3 separate regions of the Homo sapiens genome follow, and regions 1 and 2 are each linked to region 3. A link is a contact called in ENCODE Hi-C or POLR2A ChIA-PET data. All regions are on one chromosome and are shown on one strand. Each heading gives the region's core, a stretch centred on a gene start or an enhancer-like site at or near the end of the contact. The rest is flanking DNA. Distances are from core to core; before and after follow the strand shown.

Region 1 (4,595 bases), core at 1,473-3,972, 36 kb after region 3:
ATTAACAAGATTCACAGGTGATTTGTATGCACATTTTAGTTTGAGAAGGACTTATTTAGAATGGAAGATAAAAAACGGCAAAGAAAGAGTTAAATACCTCCAGTTCAATTAGGGATTGATGAGAGATGGTGTGATCTAAAACATTCTTCTGGGTTGAATTTGGCCTTGTTGCCTGGACTATCAATATTGTGGTGTTTATCCTCTTAGGGAGAGAACTCCAAACTCCAGATCATTTCCTTAATCTGCTTCTCTAACCAGGTGTGGGAATCCAGATTGCCTCAAAATCTCGAGCTGCTAAGGCTGGGAAGAGCCTGAGATGTCATCAGTTCAGCTCAATCCTTAGTTGCTGCCCTGCCCACTTCTGCCCACCCCCATTTCACAGGCGAGCCTCTGGGAAGGGCAGTGGTTTGCTCAAACTACATATCAGCCCAGGGCTGGCCACAGTTCTGAGTCCCAGCCAGTACTTATCTTTTCTCTAAGTTTTGGTCCATTATTTTTTTTCTTTTATGGATTCAGCCTATCTTTTTAGAAAAATGAATTTTAAAAACATATATTCATTCATATCATAAAAGTATCATAGGCTTATTGTAAAAAAATCAAACAGTGTTGGGTACAGTGGCTCACACCTGTAATCCCAGCACTTTGGGAGGCCAAGGCAGGTGGTTCACGAGGTCAGGAGTTCGAGACCAGCCTGGCCAATACGGTGAAACCCCCGTCTCTACTAAAAATACAAAAATTAGCCTGGTGTGGTGGTGCGCATCTGTAGTTCCAGCTGCTCAGGAGGCTGAGGCAGAAGAATCACTTGAACCCCGGAGGCAGAGGTTACAGTGAGCAGAGATCATGCCACTGCACTCCAGCCTGGAGGATAGAGCAAGACTCCATCTCAAAAAAAAAAAAAAAAAAAAAAGATTTACTGAAACATTGCAAAGATCATATAGAAAGTTTTCTTACATGCTTCACCAGTTTGCCTTCCATCAACATCTCACGCAACTATGGCACATTTGTCAAAACTAGGAAACTGATATTGGTACAACATGATTCACCAAACTCCAGACTTTGTTGGGATTTCACCAGCTTTTCCACTAATGTCCCTTCTTCCTTTCCAGAATCCAGCTCAAGAAACCACATGGCATTTGGTCATCTGCCATTGCATTCCTTTACGTGTGATGATCAAAGTAATAATTCTCTCTCTTTTACAGGTGAGGAAAGAAGTGATTCAATGGCCAAAGGATTGCCCTGTCACATCTAGGAGGCGAAGGCAGTGCAATAAAGGGTTTATTACTTGGCTAAATTTAGAACCGGAATTTATGTGGTGTGACCTTGAGCCTTTGTCTTCCTGTCTGAATGATAGGATCATAGATTAATCCTTCTTTCCAGGCAGTGGTGGGGACTAAATGAGATAATATATATGGGCATATGCGTGCCAAAGAAATGGTACCTGCTGCTCTTGTTATTACTGTCAGTATCGCCATCAGGAGCCTTGATCCCAGGTAGACTGCCTAACTGCTGAAACCTAGCTTCTTGTCCAGCGTGGTCAATCATCCCACCTCTCCAGCCTCACCCCAGACAAGACAAACAAGAGCTCAGGAAATAAATGTTAGTTTTGACACCCTTCCTTACCCTCAAAACTTAAAGAGGTTGACACACTTTCTTACCCTTAAAACTTAAAGACCTTGTTAAAACTCAAGGTCAAATAGCTGGCTAGGAGCTTAACCAGAGAGATAACCTAGTTTTTTTTGTTTGTTTGTTTTTTGAGATGGAGTTTTTGCTCTTGTCGCCCAGGCTGGAGTGTAATGGCGCGATCTTGGCTCACTGCAACCCCTGCCTCCCAGGTTCAAATGATTCTCCTGTCTCAGGCTCCTGAGTAGTTGGGATTACAAGCGTCCACCACCATGCCTGGCTAATTTTTGTACTTTTAGTAGAGACGGGGTTTCATCAAGTTGGCCAGGCTGGTCTCGAACTCCTGACCTCAGATGATCCACCCGCCTCAGCATCCCAAAGTGCTGGGATTACAGACATGAGCCACCATGCTGGGCTGTTTTTTGTTTGTTTGTTTGTTTGTTTGTTTGTTTTTGTAGAGATGGGGTCTCTCTCTGTTGCCCAGGCTGAAATAGAACTCCTGGGCTGAAGTGATGCCCCTGCTTTGTTTCCCAAAGTGCTGGGATTATAGACATGAGCCACTTCACCCAGCCTAAGCAGCTAGGTCTTGCTAAGACCTTGTCCCATCCACTGGGCAGAACCCCTCCCTCTTCTCTTCCTCCTCCCCTTGCCTCCCTTCCCATTCAGAGACTGCCCTGGGGAACAGAAGCTACCTGCCGGCTGCTCTTAACTCCACTTGATGGGATGCCCTGCAAGGGACCCCAGCATCTCTTCTGGCCTAAAGGAGCTGTCATAAACACCTGATGAAGGAAGTGTTGCAAGATCATTTTCAAAAAAAGGTGAAATTATGACTTTCACATAGATAGAAAATGAATAGGTATTAACCATTTTATTTAACTCATAAGGGGGCCAGGTGACGTTATAACCAGCTCAACAGGGCAGCTGAGAACAGTCACATTCACAGGTCAGGAATAGTGAAATGAATGTGCAAATGGAAACTGGTTTTTCAACAAGAGAGTGAGGGAGAACCTCTACTAGACAGGGCAATATATCATTTGCCTACAATTTACAGAGCTGTAAAGTAGCTCAAAGACAACAAAAGGCTAGAATCTGATAACCAGGAAGTGTGTGCTGTGTGTAGATAGTGCATTATTTTCTGCTGAATCACATTTTTTTCTGCAGAAGGAAGGTTATGAGCAGGGTACACTCCAGAGTCTCTAATGTGATGATCACTCTCTGAGAATTAGTATGAGTCATATAAGATACAAGGACCTTTCTGGATGGATTGGGAAAATTATATCTCACTTGCAAGCAAGAGGCCTGCAGTCTAAAGTCCCCCTCTTAAGATGCAGGTCTTGGCTTGGCGCGATAGCTCATGCGTGTAATCCTAGCACTTTGGGAGCCCAAAGCAGGAGGATCACTTGAGCTCAGGAGTTCAAGACCAGCCTGGGCAACACAGACTTCATTTCTAAAAAAAAAAAAAAAAAAAAAAAAAAAGATGCAGGTCTTAGCTGGGCACAGTGACTCACTCCCGTAATCCCAGCACTTTGGGAGGTTGAGGTAGGAAAACTGCTTGAAGCCAAGAGTTCCAGACCAGCCTGAGCAACATGGCAAAACCCCATCTTTACAAAAAATTTTAAAAATTAGCCAGGTGTGGAGGTGCATGCTTGGAGTCCCAGCTACTCGGGAGGCTGAGGTAGGAAGGCTGCTTGAGCCCAGGAGATTATCAAAGCTGTAGTGAGCCGTGTTTGCATCACTGTACTCGAGCCGAGGCAACAGAGTGAGATCCTGTTTCAAAAAAAAGGCAGAGCTCAAGACATTAAAGTTTATTTTTCAGTTGTACTTTGGCACCTGTGTTACATGATCGGTTCTGGAACATTCTAGAACGTGGATTTCTGAAGTGGGTCTGTAGTGGAGGCCTATAGAGTTTTCACTGGACCTGCTTTGATCCTGTCTCTGCTGTGCAGCCTCGTGCAGTTATACTAGCTCTCTGATGTGCAGCTTCCTCCTCTTTGAGGATGTCAATATTGATACTTCATATATTATTTTGTTACCTAAACTACATTAAAGTTAGGAGAAAATTTCTTGGAAAATGTCCTTAGTCCCTACAATTCTTACTTATCAGCCCAGCCTCCTCCCCTCTTCCCATCCCGGTCCCGTCCCCTCGGCTCTCCATTCAATTCCCCATTTCCACCATTTGTCTCTCTAGTAGGGTAGAGAGGGGCTTGGGTTGCCCTGGAGGGGCTGGCCTGTGCTGAGTGAAGTTCACACCTGGGTGTGCCCTCAGGAAAGGGGCCCCTGGGGACAGGGTAACCATCAGAAAGGCTCAGGGCTCCCCAGTGCGCCATGCTGTCCTTTGTCCCATCTCTGATTCTGTGCTTACTGTGCCCAAGTATGGAATTGCAGGGTAGCAGCATGGGGACTTCCAGGTGGGCCCCTCCTAGCAGTGGGGGTTTCAGCCAATGAAGAATTCAGTCTCCTGACATAGGTCTCCCTTCAAAAGGGCGTGTCTCCAGGACAGCTGCAGCAATTCCATATCCATATCACTCACTTTCTAGTTTTTTTGTTTTGTTTTGTTTTTGAGACAGGGTCTTGCTCTGTGGCCCAGGCTGGAGTGCAGTGGCGTGGTGCGATCTCAGCTCACTGCAACCTCTGCATCCCGGGCTCAGGTGATCTTTCCACCTCAGTTTCTCAAGTAGCTGGGACCACAGGTGCCCACCACACCCAGCTAATTTTTCTATTTTTAGTAGAGATGGAGTTTCTCCATGTTGCCCAGGCTGGACACTTTCTTTCTTTCTTTTTTTTTTTTGACAGAGTCTTTCTCTGAGATGAAGTCTGGCTCTGTCCCCCAGGCTGGAGTGAAGTGGCATGATCTTTGCACACTGCAACCTCTGTCTCCTGGGTTCAAGCGATTCTCCTGTGTCAGCCTCCTGAGTAGCTGGGATTACAGGCGTGCACTACCACAGCTGGTTAATGGCTAATTTTTGTATTTTTAG
Region 2 (4,673 bases), core at 1,288-3,787, 62 kb before region 3:
CCGGGGACGGGCCATACCCAGGGACTGCACACAGGTGGCCTTGCCTGCCACAAGCCCTATCCACTGTGGGCTTTCTTGCTTTTCAGGCTTTTCCTTCCCCTCTTGATAATGCCAGTCCTTGTCATTTATCGTTCAAACCTTCCACAAGCTTTAAGGAACACCTCCAACCCGCCAGGGACTGCACAAGGTGTGGGGGATGAAAGGAGACACAGACACAACCCACTGCCCGCAGTAAACACTGCCAGGGCTGAGCTGGGGTGGCTGGGAGCTGCAGCTGTGTGGGGCAAAGGGGAGATGTGAACAGGCCTTGCAGAGTGAGCAGGCAGGTAAGAAGGAAGACACCTCCAGGAGATGGGAGGAAAACCCAAGGGCATTCTGGAAAGCTGGACGCTGGTGTTGGCTGGCCCTTAAGGGTGCCTGGGCCCAGAAAGGGAAGAGTTCAGAGGTGGCTTTTACCATACAAGGGAGAGGAGTCAGCTGAGGCTCATAAGATTTGACCAGCTAAGAGGTGAAATGTAGGAGAGGGCACCACAGAAAAGGAGATGCATCTGGGAGCAGCGAACACACAGATGGTGAGGGCCAGAAGACAATGACACAGCCCTCCTGTCCTCACACCAGCTCCACTGAGGCCCCATCATCAACCTCTACCAAAGCAGCACCTGGAGGAAAGGATCACAGGCCAGTCATCCTTCCCAGAGCCAGGCCAGGGATGCTCATTGCCAAGGCACAGAACAAGGCCTTCCCTGTTTCCATGACGGCCACACATGCGCAGGGACCCAAGCCAATGACCGACTAAGTTAAAATGGGCTAGGTCTGCTCTCACGGAAGCCTGAGGGTGAGTTCATGAATATGTGTGCCTTGCTCTAAGAGAGAAGGTATGTGTGTGCATCTGTGTGTGTGCATGTGTGCATGCAGAAGTGTAAATACACACATGTGCTTGTGAGGGAAGGAGAGAGAGAATAGAGCAAACACACCTGTTAACATCTGTGGCATCTAGCTGAAGACGACGTGGGAATTCTTTGTTATTCCAAAATAAAAAGTTAAAAAATATATCTTTAAAAATTGACGACAGGACTGTTGAGCACACAGTGGTAATCTCTCTCTGATACTTCAGCTCACACGCAGCAAGAGTCGGTGCCCTCATCCCGCCCACCCGACTTTGGGCTAATTCATGGTGTGTATATTAGACACTAACAAATAGCAAGTTGGACAGCGGGCTAGAGGAAGGGATGGACGGGCTGCTAGAGAGATACAAGGGTGGAATACTCTGCCCATTGTAGTTTCTACACTGCCAAATGGAGGTGGTAACAATGCCGCCCCTACAGTGTTGCTACAGGGATCCAGCACGGCAGGGCATTGTGAGAGCAGGGGGCACAGAGCCAGGTAAGAACACTCAAGAGGCACAGCAGATGGACAGACAAGTCATGTCACTTGTAGCCCAGACTCTCTAAATACTTTCTGACCACCCAACAATATTCCCAAGCTGCCTCTGAGGAACTAGCAAGTAAGAGAGGACATATCTGTCAACATCATAGGGCAGATTCATTTCGTTATTTACTGATCTCTTCTCTGTGCCTGCGTGAAGTACAGCAGAGAGACACAACAAATCAACAGCGGGCCCCTAGGGACGTCTCAACTACAATCATCTCTCTGAATCATATCTCTGAACTAAAAACATAGTGGCCAGCCTTGAGTGCCAGCTCTGCAAATACTAGAACGCAATACCCGTATCAAATGATAAATAAATTTAGAAGCTCCACATTCACAGAGACTCCCACACACATGCACACCAAACAGGGTGAATCTAATCTGGAGATTAGCTGAATTGAGAAGCCGTCCCAAGGAAGAGCATGCTCAGTGAGAGCCCAGAGCCAGGTGGACAAGGCACCCTCATCTATGATCATGCAGGCCCCTCCTCCCAGCTGCCTGGGGAGACAAGCATGCTATATTTAGACAGGATCTTTTTTTTTTTTTTTTTTTGAGACACAGTCTCACTCTGTCGCCAGGCTGGAGTGCAATGGCGCGATCTCGGCTCACTGCAACCTCTGCCTCCCATGTTCTAAGTAATTCTCCTGCCTCATCCTCCCAAGTAGCTGGGATTACAGGCGTGTGCCACCACGCCCAGCTAATTTTGTATTTTTATTAGAGTCGGGGTTTCACCATGTTGGCCAGGCTGGTCTCGAACTCCTGACCTCAGGTGATCTACCCACCTCAGCCTCCCAAAGTGCTGGGATTACAGGCGTGAGCCACGGCACCTGGCCTAGACAGGTTCTTGACTCAAGCCTCCAAATCCAGGCAGTGATAGACCAGCCCCACCATGTGCCCTTCTACCAAAAGCAAAAATAACAGCACACTTTTTTACAGTATGAAAATGACACCAATCATCTAGAGAACAGGAAAATTAAAATCCCCCAACGTGTAGCATCTGCTTTTCCAGACGATTTCAGTTTGGAGATAACTGTCAATTACAGGAACAACAAAACTACAAAACACACCCAGCACAATGCACATTGTGACTAATCACAGCACCCACGCAGCAGGCGGCAGGTGGCCGGGGAAATGCTTTTCTCCTAAGACACTTGCAGTCCTGTAAGGAGTGATACAGCTGTTGTCATACTCAAATTACCATCAGGGCCTGCCCTGTGTACTAGTCCTGCACTGACAGTGAATAATCCTATGGCTTGGCTTTCTAAAAACCCAGTGATACACAGAGAGGCTGCCTGACAAATGTATGGGAAAGGCGTGGCACACATTTTAAATTCATCATGAAGTTTCAGCATCTTTCAAAGTAGCTACACTAAATCCCTGGTCATAAGGGATATAATCCCAAAAATGTATGGAAGAAGCTAATTAAGAGAGCCATGACTAACTACTAAAGACTAAAGGGAATGGGTGGCATTTACTCCATGTACTTCCAACGTGCATTATACTTTCTTTAATAATTCTGTTTCCTCTTTGTTATTAAATAAATCACCTGAAATTTTTAACTATATTCACCAGGTTCTCCAATTATTTTAATATGAAATCAACTGGCACATTTTTCTAAAATAGACTTTTTTCTTTTAGCAGTTTTAAGTTCAAAGCAAAGTTGAGAGGGAGGTGCAGAGATTGCCCGTATTCCCTCTGACCTTACACATGCAGAGCCTCCCCGACAACCCACGCCCCACCAGACTGGAACATCTGTTGCCACTGATGAACCTCTGTGGACACATTATTATCACCCAGCGTCCACAACCTACATTAAGGTTCACCTGTGGTGTCGCACATTCTGTGGGTTAGGACAAATGTACAATGACACGTATTCATCATCATAGTATCATACAGAGTATTTTCATTTCCCTAAAAATCCTCTGTTCCTGCTCTTTCCCCCTCCTGACCCCTGGCAACAGCAAACACTGATCTTATCTTGCCTTTTCCAGAATGTCACAGAGTTGGAATCATACAGCATGTGGCCTTTTCAGATTGGCTTCTTTCACTTGGTAACATGTATTTAAGGTTTTTCCATGTCTTTCTATGGCTTGATGGCTCATTTCTTTTTAGCATTAAATAATATTCCATTGCCTGAATATAACAGGAACATGCACTTTATAAGAAAAATCATTTAGATGGAATAACACATTGTGCCCTCTCTCCTCCACATAGAGCAGCAAAAAAAATCTGGCCAGAATGCAAGGAACAGCTATTTGATGACTCTGAGAAGTTGGGATTAGAGACCAGAATTCGAAGTACCACGAAAACAGCACTCAGTTTAACATTTTTTTTTTCCCAATCCTGGATTCAATGCAGCCTGAAACCTGGGCAGTGGGCAATGGCTTAGACAGAGAGAGCTACAAGAGAAACCTTCTAGTGCTGGGCTAAAGAGAAGGGAATGGGTCCCCTAATGTTTAATGAGGAGGGAGAATTCTCTATTATGCTCATCTCCCTGCTCCTATGAGCCCCAGTCCACAAGCAGTCCTGAGGTGGCAGAGTGGGTGACAGCAACAGTGGCAGCACAGGGACTCGCAAAGCTTCAAACACAAAAAGAGGAAAACTCTTCTCTCGGATCAGAGGAGCTGTGGTCCCAAGAGGATGGAGTAAACCCCACTGCTTTTTTCTCCTTTCTCTTTTCTGCTGCTGCTTTGCCCCGTCTGTAGGTGCAGTCACAGGATATGTGCAGCAAAGCAGGGTAAATAAAGCCTAGTTTTCTGGCTGGAGCACAAAAAGGAAAGGTCTAGGGAAGTAGAAAGCACTGAGACACTTTGGAGAGGGAGGAACAACATAAAGTCATTTGTGAACTCCTGGGTGCGTCCCCAAACTGCACACGTATGGATCTGGTCCTGGGTGGCTTTAAGAACTGAACAGACCACCACCCAAGTTCCCAGACTGGCCACCGGTAGCAGAAACATGAGAAGATCTGAAGAGCACTGTACAGACTTTCAAACTTAACTACCATTGAAATGACAAGCACAAAGGGCCCAGCAGAAATTTAAACACGAACCCAACTAGGTCAATTGCCAGATTTAAAAATTATATATGTCAACATTCTCCATAAGCTTTAAATAAGAGCCAGAGTACCATAATGAAATAGTCAAAATGTCTAGGAAATAATAGAGGTTTACAAAATGACTAGGAAATAATACAGGTTATAAAAATGCTCTAAGTTAAGGGCAAGAACGCTTGAAATGAATGAAAAC
Region 3 (4,584 bases), core at 304-2,803:
CACAAAACAATAAAAAAATTAGCCAGGCATGCTAGTGTACCCCTGTAGGTCCTTGAGGCTTGGTGGGAGCCCCAACTTGGGGCTGAGGTTGGAGGATCACTTGAGCTCAGGAGTTAGAGGCTGCAGTGAGCTGTGATCTTGCCACTGCAATCCAGTATGGGTGACAGAGTGAGATGCTGTCTCAGTAAAAATAAATAAACAAGAATTAATTCTTTATATATGCAGCAACATAGAAGACCCTCCAAATAGTTCTACTGAGTGAAGGTAACCAGATATGGAGAGTACATGCTGGATAATCCCATTTTATAAAACTCTAGAAAATGCAAATTAATCTCTAGTGGCAGAAAGCAGATGAGTGTTTGCCTGGGGACTGCAGGTTCAGGAGGGATTGTAGCAAAGGGTGGGGAGGGAGCAATTCAAAGGGTAATGGATTGGGCATGATCTTGATTGCAGTGATGGTTTCATGGGTGTGAATGTATATCAAAACTTACCAACATAGGCTGGGCGCAGTGCTTCACATCTGTAATCCCAGCACTTTGGGAGGCCGAGGCGGGTGGATCACCTGAGGTCAGGAGTTCAAGACCGGCCTGACCAATATGGTAAAACCCCATCTCTGCTAAAAATATAAAAATTAGCTAGGTGTGGTGGCATGTGCCTGTAGTCCCAGCTACTCGGGAGGCTGAGACAGGATAATTGCTTGAACTCGGGAGGCAGAGGTTGCAGTGAGCCGAGATTGTGCCACTGCACTCCAGCCTGGGTGACAGAGTGAGATACTGTCTCAAAAATAAATAAATTTAAAAAAACAAAACAAAAAATAAAACAAAAAAGCTTACCAATGTGCACACTTGAAATATATGCAGTTCATTATATGTCAATTATACTTAAGTAAAACTGTTTTAAAAACACTCTATGAACTAAACCATATGTATCTGCAGGCCAAATATATCCCAAGCCACCTGTTTTCAATATCTGGGAGAGCAGGGTGCTGGAGATAAAGATGTCCAGTTTAGAAGTTATTGTTCCTCTAACTATAAGTCAAATCGTGTAACCCCCAAATGAAAGAACATGCAGGAAGGCTGGCTCTAACCGAAGCATGCTCTTCCACTCCATCTGACCTCCCATCATATTCCTGGACTCACCTGAACAATGATCCCTGGTACAGGGCTGATACCCTAGCTAAATACAAGCGTTAGGTTTAAACTACTTTTTAAAATATCTACTGTTTACTAAGGAAATCCACTGTTTACTCTTTATTAAGGTTCTTATCAAAGTCCGGACAGCCCTCTGTGGTCTACACACCTCCTGTGAGCTCAGAGAGTTCCATTCCTTATCTCTTAGTTGGTACCAAGCTCACACTTCCTTTTGATTTTTCAGGTATGCTGTGCTTAGTATTTATCACGCTATTCTTTTCATGCTATTTACTAAGAACGAACAGATCTGGGATTAGATCCAGGTGAGCTTCTTAGTGTCCCTGAGCTCCAGCGTCCTCAGTGTAAGATGAGGACAACACTCAAGGTGCACACAAAAATGGGAGGTGCAAAGGGGAGAGTTTCAGGCAGCGAGTGTGCATTCTTTAGTGATTAGTTGGACAAGTGGAATGCCTGGTGGTTTTCAAATCTTGTTATGTTTAAAAGTTTCATATGAGGCCAGGTGTGGTGGCTCACACCTGCAATCCCAGCACTTTGGGAGCCTAAGGCAGGCGGATTCACCTGAGGCCAGGAGTTGGAAACCAGCCTGGCCAACATGATGAAACCGCGTCTCTACTAAAAGTACAAAAATTAGCCGGGTGTGGTGGCAGACGCCTGTAGTCCCAGCTACTTGGGAGGCTCAGACAGGAGAATTGCTTGAACCTGGGAGGTGGAGATTGCAGTGAGCTGAGATCACGCCACTGCACTCCAGCCTGGGTGACAGAGCAAGGCTCTGCCTAACAACAACAACAACAATTGATATGAACTTAAGGCAAAATAAAAACCAACTTCATGCACCTTAGATGATATGGAGGAAAACAACTCAGTGGTTTGGAATTAGCGAAGCCCGAAGGTGAGGCACACTCTAACTCCTGACCTATGTTTCTTACCTGTCTTGTTGGGCTCTACCTCATAGGGGGTCTGTCTGGAGAGTACAGTCTACCAGTGTCCTATACCTCAGAATGCCTGTAAATGCGGGTAGGCACGATCCACTCCACTGACAGGCCGAATGAACAAAAAGGCAGAGGGAGGGCAAATTATCTCTCTCTCTGCTTAAGCTGGGACACCCATATTCTCTTTGCCTTGGACATCAGAGATCCTGGTTCTGGGGGCTTTGGACTCAAACTGACACTTAAACCATTGCCCCCCTTCTACCTTTTCTAAGGTTTTGGACTTGGACTGAAGCACACACCAGCTTTCCTGAGTCTGGCTTACAGACAGCACTTCTCAGCCTCCATAACCACAGGAGCCAGTATCTATAATAAATCAATCTCTCCTACACATGTGCGCGCGCGCACACACACACACACACACACATCTTCTATCAGCTCTGTTTCTCTGGAGAACTCTAAAACAGCTGGTGACTTTGGCCATCACTGCATGAAGACACATAAGCAACGAGAAAACCCTTTTCTCATCTCTCCTTTAGTGGGTTCTTGCTCCTAAGGCCCATCTCTCCTCCCACCCAGGGCTTTGCTCCTCCAATTCTGCCCCAATATCCCCCCGCCCATCAACATATTTTCTCTTTGTGCTGGATCACTCTCATCAGCAAACCAAGATGTTGGAATGGATTCCATCTTAATTATCCACTGGGGGCCCCCAGCCCCTCTGCATCTGCCAGAACCACCCTCCATGAAAGAGCTGCCCATGCCTGCTGCTTCCAGCGCCCACCTCCCCTTCTCTCTGGGGCCTTCTGCAGGCAGGCTCCCTGCCACAATCACCCGTGTCCTGCAAGTGGGCAAAGCAAATGCTGGTCAGTGCTTAGTCCTCTCCTTCTCTGCAGCCTTCTCTAAATGGCATGTGCTTAAAATGACACACATGTAACTCAGGCATTAAGGATAATATGAAGTAATACATTACACTTTTAATAACACAAAGTTTTAAAAGAACTAAATATAACTTTAAGATAGTTTTTACATTTAAAAATAACATTTTGAAATGTTTTTGAATAATTTCAGGCTTACAGACAAATTGCAAAAAAAAAAAAAAAAAAGCATAGAGAGTTCTTTTGCAGTCCTCCCCCAACATCCTCTCATGTTAATATCTTAAATAAACAATGACACCATTATCAAACCAGGAAATTGACATTGGTGCAACGCTAGTAATTAAATGACAGGTTTTTTTTTTCAGATGGAGTCTCGCTCTTGTTGCCTAGGCTGGAGTGCAGTGGCACGATCTTGGCTCACTGCAACATCCGCCCCCCAGGTTCAAGCGATTCTCCTGCCTCAGACTCCCAAGTAGCTGGAATTACAGGCGCCCGACACCATGCCCAGCTATTTTTTGTATTTTTAGTAGAGACAGGGTTTCACCATGTTGGCCAGGCTGGTCTCGAACCCCTGACCTCAGGTGATCCACCCACCTTGGCCTCCCAAAGTGCTGGGATTACAGGCGTGAGCCACCATGCCCAGCAAATGATAGAATTTACTGAAAAGCCACCAGTTTTCCTGCTGGTGTTCTGTGTTCCAGGATCCAAACTAGGGTCCCTCATTGACTTAGTTGTCCTGTCATCAGTATTTCCTCCAATCGGTGACAGCTCCTGTGGGTTTTTAGTTGTTTTTTTGCTTTTTTTTTTTTTTTTGAGATGCAGTCTCTCTCTGTTACCCAGGCTGGAGTGCAGTGGCACGATCTCAGCTCACTGCAGCCTCCGCCTCCCGGGTTCAAGTGATTCTTGTATCTCAGCCTCCCGAGTAGCTGGGATCACCAGCAGGAGCCACCACATCTGGCTAATTTTTTTGTATTTTTAGTAGAGACAGGGTCTCGCCATTTTTGCCAGGCAGGTCTCGAACTCCTGGCTTCAGGTGATCCACCCACCTTGGCCTCCCAAAATGCTGGTATTATAGGCATGAGCCACCGTGCCCAGCCTTTTGCTGTTGTTTTTTATAGACTGTTCTCAGTTCAGGTTTGTCTGATGTTTTCACCCAATTAGATGAAAGCATTTTTGGCAAAAATATCATAGACTTGTAAAATTTTTAAAGCTGTTTACACTGTAACAAACAACATTCTAAGTGTTTTGAAAAACACCTTGACTAACTTAAAATTCTCAATTATTTTCAAAGTAATTATTTCCTCCTCTATTTTACACATGAAGAAACTGGGAAGTTCAATAATTGTCAATGTTAAAGTGCACACAATTATTCCCAGGGTTGGAACTTCAGCCCCAGCACTCCACCTCAGCAGCCCACATATTTTTTTCCAAGCAGTGACTGTGTGTCAGGCTGGGACAGACTGCTGGGACCTCAAGGATGCAGTTCTGGGTAAAGGAAGATCTCTGACAAAGCTCTTTAAAAAGAGGTCAAAGAGGCCGGGTGCGATGGCTCATGCCTGTAATCCCAGCACTTTGGGAGGCCAAAGTGGCTGGATCACCTGAAGTCAGGGGTTCGAGACCAGCCTGGCCAAC

Evidence for each region. Hi-C counts contacts between places; a loop is a spot of excess contacts on that map. ChIA-PET counts read pairs that join two places held with the same protein, here RNA polymerase II (POLR2A). Pooled maps may share reads with other maps.
Region 1: a loop to region 3 is called in a map of Caco-2, with 5 times the contacts of the local background. The contact joins two enhancer-like sites. A Hi-C loop is called at or near these places in 2 of 168 maps with a recorded cell type or tissue (Caco-2 and PC-9) and 2 of 50 pooled maps. POLR2A ChIA-PET finds 5 or more read pairs at or near these places in 1 of 52 experiments (PC-9).
Region 2: a map of ectodermal cell shows a loop between it and region 3 (2.7-fold over the local background). The contact joins two enhancer-like sites. A Hi-C loop is called at or near these places in 4 of 168 maps with a recorded cell type or tissue (PC-9, chondrocyte, ectodermal cell and 1 more) and 2 of 50 pooled maps. POLR2A ChIA-PET finds 5 or more read pairs at or near these places in 6 of 52 experiments (Caco-2, H1, HEK293 and 3 more).

Annotation. Positions count from the first base shown.
Region 1 is chr7:51,373,894-51,378,488 of GRCh38, forward strand. No RefSeq gene overlaps it. Among named protein-coding and RNA genes, the nearest start is that of COBL, 59 kb to the left of the region's middle. Within about 2 kb of position 2,723, at least 3 of the 41 ENCODE cell types and tissues checked have a DNase peak (open chromatin) inside an H3K27ac peak, as active enhancers do; they include PC-9, where a contact is called at or near this core.
Region 2 is chr7:51,276,419-51,281,091 of GRCh38, forward strand. The region is part of intron 1 of COBL (cordon-bleu WH2 repeat protein); the gene reads right to left. Among named protein-coding and RNA genes, the nearest start is that of COBL, 38 kb to the right of the region's middle. Within about 2 kb of position 2,538, at least 5 of the 41 ENCODE cell types and tissues checked have a DNase peak (open chromatin) inside an H3K27ac peak, as active enhancers do.
Region 3 is chr7:51,339,103-51,343,686 of GRCh38, forward strand. No RefSeq gene overlaps it. Among named protein-coding and RNA genes, the nearest start is that of COBL, 25 kb to the left of the region's middle. Within about 2 kb of position 1,554, at least 3 of the 41 ENCODE cell types and tissues checked have a DNase peak (open chromatin) inside an H3K27ac peak, as active enhancers do; they include PC-9, where a contact is called at or near this core.